Linked DNA regions of Homo sapiens: region 1 is linked to region 2. Evidence: chromatin loops called from intact Hi-C (ENCODE). Cell type or tissue: gastrocnemius medialis. All regions are shown on one strand. Region 1 overlaps PDE4C (phosphodiesterase 4C). Region 2 has its middle 8.6 kb from the start of SSBP4.

Region 1 (2,500 bases), 200 kb before region 2:
ATATGAATATTCTAGGGCTGGGTGCAGTGGCTCATGCCTGTAATCCCAGCACTTTGGGAGGCCGAGGCAGGCGGATCATGAGGTCAGGAGTTCAAGACCAGCCTGGCCAACATGGTGAAAACCCAGTCTCTACTAAAAATACAAAAATTAGCTGGGCATGGTGGTGGGCACCTGTAATCCCAGCTACTCAGGAGACTGAGGCAGGAGAATCGTTTGAACCCAGGAGGCGGAGGTTGCAGTTAGCCAAGATCACACCATTGCACTCCCGCCTGGGCGACAAGGCGAGACGCAAAGAAAGAAAGAAAGAGAAAGGGAAAAGGAAAGAAAAGAAAGACAGAGAAAGAAAGAAAAGAAAAGAAAGAAAAAAATATGAATTTTTTTTTTTTTTTTGAGACAGTCTCGCTCTGTCACCCAGGCTAGAGTGCAGTGGCTCGATCTTGGCTCACTGCAAGCTCCGCCTCCCGGGTTCAGGCCATTCTCCTGCCTCAGCCTCCCGAGTAGCTGGGACTACAGGCGCCTGCAACCACGCCCGGCTAATTTTTTGTATTTTTAGTAGAGACGGGGTTTCACTGTTAGCCAGGACGGTCTCGATCTCCTGACCTCGTGATCCGCCCGCCTCGGCCTCCCAAAGTGCTGGGATTACAGGCGTGAGCCACCGCGCCCAGCCAAAAATATGAATATCTTATAACAGATGGAGAAAAACTAGAGGGAAATAAGTCAAAATACTGCAGATAATCCATGGGTGGAGATACAGCAGAATTTTATTTCCTTCTTTATACATTTCCATTATTTCCAAATTTTTTACAGCGAACATGGTATTACTTTGTAAGCGGACTGGGGGGAAAAATCTTGAAAAAAAAATTCCCTAAATATCTTCTTTTTAAAAGTCTGGAAGGAAATGCACCAAGTTCGTGAACCCGGATGACTTTTAGTTCTGGCACTGTGGAATTTTATCATTAACTGTGATGATGATGAATTCTGAGTGGTTATAATATTTATGAACGAAGCCAGCTGCTCTGGAAGCCGAGGGCGGCTGTGATGACGCCTGTATCTTGTATAAATATTCAGGCACGCGAAGAGGGAGGCAGAGGGGAGGGATGGATACTGAGGCTTCCGGAGGCGGGGATCGAACCCTAGGCTTGAGCATGGTGCTGCCCAGTCCGCTCGGAGGCCCGACCAGCAGGACGAGCTCTTCCCGGCGAGGTGCGGTAAGTGGGACCATCAGGGCTGGAGGATGCCACCCCTCCGACCCACCCCCCAACCCCCGACAAGCGCGCCCCGCCGTGTCTCCCACGCCCGCCACCAGGGGGTGCCGCTGGCTAACATTGGGCGCCCAGATGCTTGACTTTGAGCTGGCAAGAGGACCTCTCTGCGCCTCAGTTTCCTCATCAGTGAAATGGCCAGGACACTCAATTTGGTCAATCGAATGTCTTAAGATGTAAAGATTTTATTTAACCCCAGATAAATGCTCAGTACCCCAAATGTCTAAGATATTTCAGGGAGGTCACAGACAACAACCCCCCACACCTCGTCGGAGTTTATCCAAGTACTAGGATCAGGTTACAGAGGGGAAACTGAGGCCCAGAAGAGGCTATGATGGCAAGAAAGCCTCAGGGGCCTCCCTCCCTCTAGGGGGAGTCTGAGGCAGTTTCAGGAATCAGGAGACTTAGAGACCTGCTAGAGAGGGAAAATTGTGTGTTTTTGTTGCTGTCCTAGGGAAGGAGGAACACGTAGGGGACCCAGTATGGAGTTCTGCGGACAGAGAAAGCAGGGGGCTCCTACATCCAGAGACACCAAAGACAGAAAATAAAGCGACTTAAAGCAACAACTGGTGCATAGGTTCAATCAGTCTTCAGAGACATGCCGGGCACAGAGCCCCCTCTTTTTATTGTTGTTGTCGTTGCCCAGGCTGGAGTGCAGTGGCGCGACCTCGGCTCACCACAACCTCCACCTCCCGGGTTCAAGCGATTCTCCTGCCTCAGCCTCTCAAGTAGCTGGGATTACAGGCACCTGCCACCATGCCTGGCTAATTTTTTTTTTTTCTTTTTGAGACGGAGTCTTGCTCTGTCACCCAGGCTGGAGTGCAATGGCACGATCTCGGCTCACTGCAAGCCCCGCCTCCCGGATTCAAGCGATTCTCCTGCCTCAGCCTCCCGAGTAGCTGGGATTCAGGCACCCAACACCATGCCCAGCTAATTTGTGTATTTTTAGTAGAGATGGGGTTTCACCGTGTTGGCCAGGCTGGTCTTGAACTCCTGACCTCGTGATCCACCCGCCTCGGCCTCCCAAAGTTCTGGGATTACAGGTGTGAGCCGCCGCACCCAGCCTCTAATTTTTTGTATTTTTAGTAGAGACAGGGTTTCACTATGTTGGCCAGGCTGATTTTGAACTCCTGATCTCAGGCGATCCACCCCCACTCAGCCTCCCAAAGTGCTAGGATTACAGGCGTGAGCCACCTGGCCCGGCTTTTTTTTTTTTCTTTTCTTTTTTGAGACAGTGT
Region 2 (2,500 bases):
AAAAAAAAATGCCATGGCCAAAAAATTAGAGTCAAGGAGTCGGGAGAGTAGGATGGTTCAAAGATTTTTCTTGTTTTGAAACAGAGTCTTGCTCTGTCACCCAGGCTGGGGTGCAGTGGCACAATCATGGCTCCACCACATCCAGCTAATTTTTTATTTTTTGTAGAGACAGGAGGTCTCACTGTGTTGCCCAGGCTGGCCTCAAATTGCTGGCCTCACGTGATCCTCCCTCCTCGGCCTCCCAAATGCTGAGATTACAGGCATGAGCCACCGTGCCTGGCCTGGTTCAGTTTTTGTTTTTTCTTTCTTTTTTGAGTCTGAGTCTCGCTCTGTCATCCAGGCTGGAGTGCAGTGGCTCAATCTCGGCTCACTGAAATCTCTGTCTCTCAGGTTCAAGCGATTCTCCTGCCTCAGCCGCCTGAGTAGCTGGAAATACAGGCGCATGACACCACACCTGGCTAATTTTTGTTTTTTGGAGACGGAGTCTCGCTCTGTCGCCCAAGTTGGAGTGCAGTGGCACGATCTCGGCTCACTGCAAGCTCCGCCTCCCGGGTTGAAGCCATTCTCCTGCCTCAGCCTCCAGAGTAGCCGAGACTACAGGCGCCCGCCACCACGCCCGGCTAATTTTTTTTTGTATTTTTAGTAGAGACGGGGTTTCACCGTGTTAGCCAGGATGGTCTCGATCTCCTGACCTCATGATCCGCCCGCCTCGACCTCCCAAAGTGCTGGGATTACAGGCGTGAGCCACCCCGCCCGGCCTAATTTTTGTATTTTTAGTGAAGACAGGGTTTCACCATGTTGGCCAGGCTGGTATTGAACTCCTGACCTCAAGTGATCCGCCCACCTCGGCCTCCCAAAGTGCTGGGATTACAGGCGTGAGTCACCGCGCCCGGCCTGGTTCAGTTTTAAACGGGCTAGTCAAAGAAGGCCTCTCTAGAAAAAAATATGGACAAACAAGAAAAAAAGATGCGCAGGGAGGAGTTCAAAATGGGGACAGGATTTTTGGGGGTGTGGCGTGACTGGGTGATGTTTTCTATATTTGCCTCCTCCTTGCCATGAAATAATTCAATACAGAAATATGTAAATATACATTTGTAAGCCGACCTGAGAGCAAGGGCAAGGTCAAGAGAGGCAGACTAGATTCCACCGCTGACCCTTGGGGTCTTAGCTCAGGGAGGCCTCAAGGGGATGCTGGGGGCGGGACCTGCTGGGATTCTCAGGAGTTGCTACATTGAGTCTCTGCTGCCCTCAAGTGGTTATATTCGGAACCGCAGGTGCTGGCTGCCTTGGCGAAGGCAGGCAACTCCGTAGACCACACAGAGGAGTTCAGCACAGAGGGGACATTGGTAATCTTTAGTCCATTTGCTCAGCAACAAATATTTGTTGAGCACCTACTGTATGCCAGAAAGTGTTATAAGCGCTAGGGACACAGCCCTGAACAAAACATACAAATTTCGGCCGGGCGCGGTGGCTCACGCCTGTAATCCCAGCACTTTGGGAGGCCAAGGCAGGAGGATCACTTGAGGCCAGGAGTTCAAGACCAGTCTGGGTAGCATAGTGAGACCCCCTTCTCTACAAAAGAAAGCAAAACATAGAAACCTCCTGCCCGCATGGAGCTCAAGGGTTCCTGGGGCAATAAATATGCAAAAATTAACAAACAAGATATCCAGGAAGGGTCAGGTGCATGGGCTCACGCCTGTAATCTCAACACTTTGGGATGCCAAAGTGGGCAGATCACCTGAGGTCAGGAGTTTGAGACCAGCCTGGCCAACATGATGAAACCTTGTCTCTACTAAAAAAATACAAAAAGTAGCCGGGCGTGGTGGCACACACCTGTAATCCCAGCTACTCGGGAGGCTGAGGCAGGAGAATTGCTTGAACCCAGGAGAGGGAGGTTGCAGTGAGTCAAGATTGCGCCACTGCACTCCAGCCTGGGCAACAGAGCGAGACTTCGTCTTAAAGAAAAAAAAAAGTATCCAGGAAGATCCAACAAGGTAATATAATCCAAACAGAGGTTTGGGGACCTCTCCGAGGGTATGTCACTGGAGCTGAAGCCTGAAGGATGAAGAGAAGCTGGCCATGGTGTACAGTTGTAGAAAAGGTATCCCGGCCAGGAGAAAACCCAATGCAAAGGCCCTGGGGTGGGATGACCTGGATGCATTTAACATAATCATGTCAAAACATGCTCAATATCAGGTACTTACCAAGTGTGGACTCTGTGGTGTTGTTAAGCCAAAGGACCCCCAGAAGGGAAGAAAAGACTCGTGTCCCTGTACCATCCCGAGAGGGATGGACCTTAGGGTACCACAGGAAATCTTTCTTCCACCAGTAAGAAGAGAGACTGAATCTGGGCACAGTGGCACACATCTGTAGTCCCAGCTACTTGAGAGGCTGAGGCGAGAGGATCGCTTGAGGCCAGGAGTTCGAGACCAACCTGGGAAACAAAGTCAGACCCCCCACACACACACACAAAATAAAATTAGCTGGGCTTGGTGGTGCA

Evidence for each region. Peaks named below come from ENCODE experiments on the same cell type or tissue, not always from the same donor. Only the 100,000 strongest peaks of a DNase experiment are listed, where the experiment ranks them.
Region 1: a loop joins it to region 2, with 2.2 times the contacts of the local background. A loop is called at or near these places in 56 of 110 quality-filtered maps.

Annotation. Positions count from the first base shown.
Region 1 is chr19:18,207,222-18,209,721 of GRCh38, forward strand. PDE4C (phosphodiesterase 4C) reads right to left here. Exons shown (of 15, transcript NM_001098818.4): 15 at 744-2,500. Among named protein-coding and RNA genes, the nearest start is that of RAB3A, 4.4 kb to the left of the region's middle. In gastrocnemius medialis, CTCF peaks have their summits at 1,309 (motif pointing right) and 1,513; no DNase peak of the experiment used is centred here.
Region 2 is chr19:18,409,537-18,412,036 of GRCh38, forward strand. It overlaps a transcript of SSBP4 not described here. Among named protein-coding and RNA genes, the nearest start is that of SSBP4, 8.6 kb to the right of the region's middle. RefSeq lists silencers at 1,173-1,272, 1,293-1,342. In gastrocnemius medialis, a CTCF peak has its summit at 1,261 (motif pointing left); a DNase peak (open chromatin) is centred at 1,225; H3K27ac peaks cover 502 bases.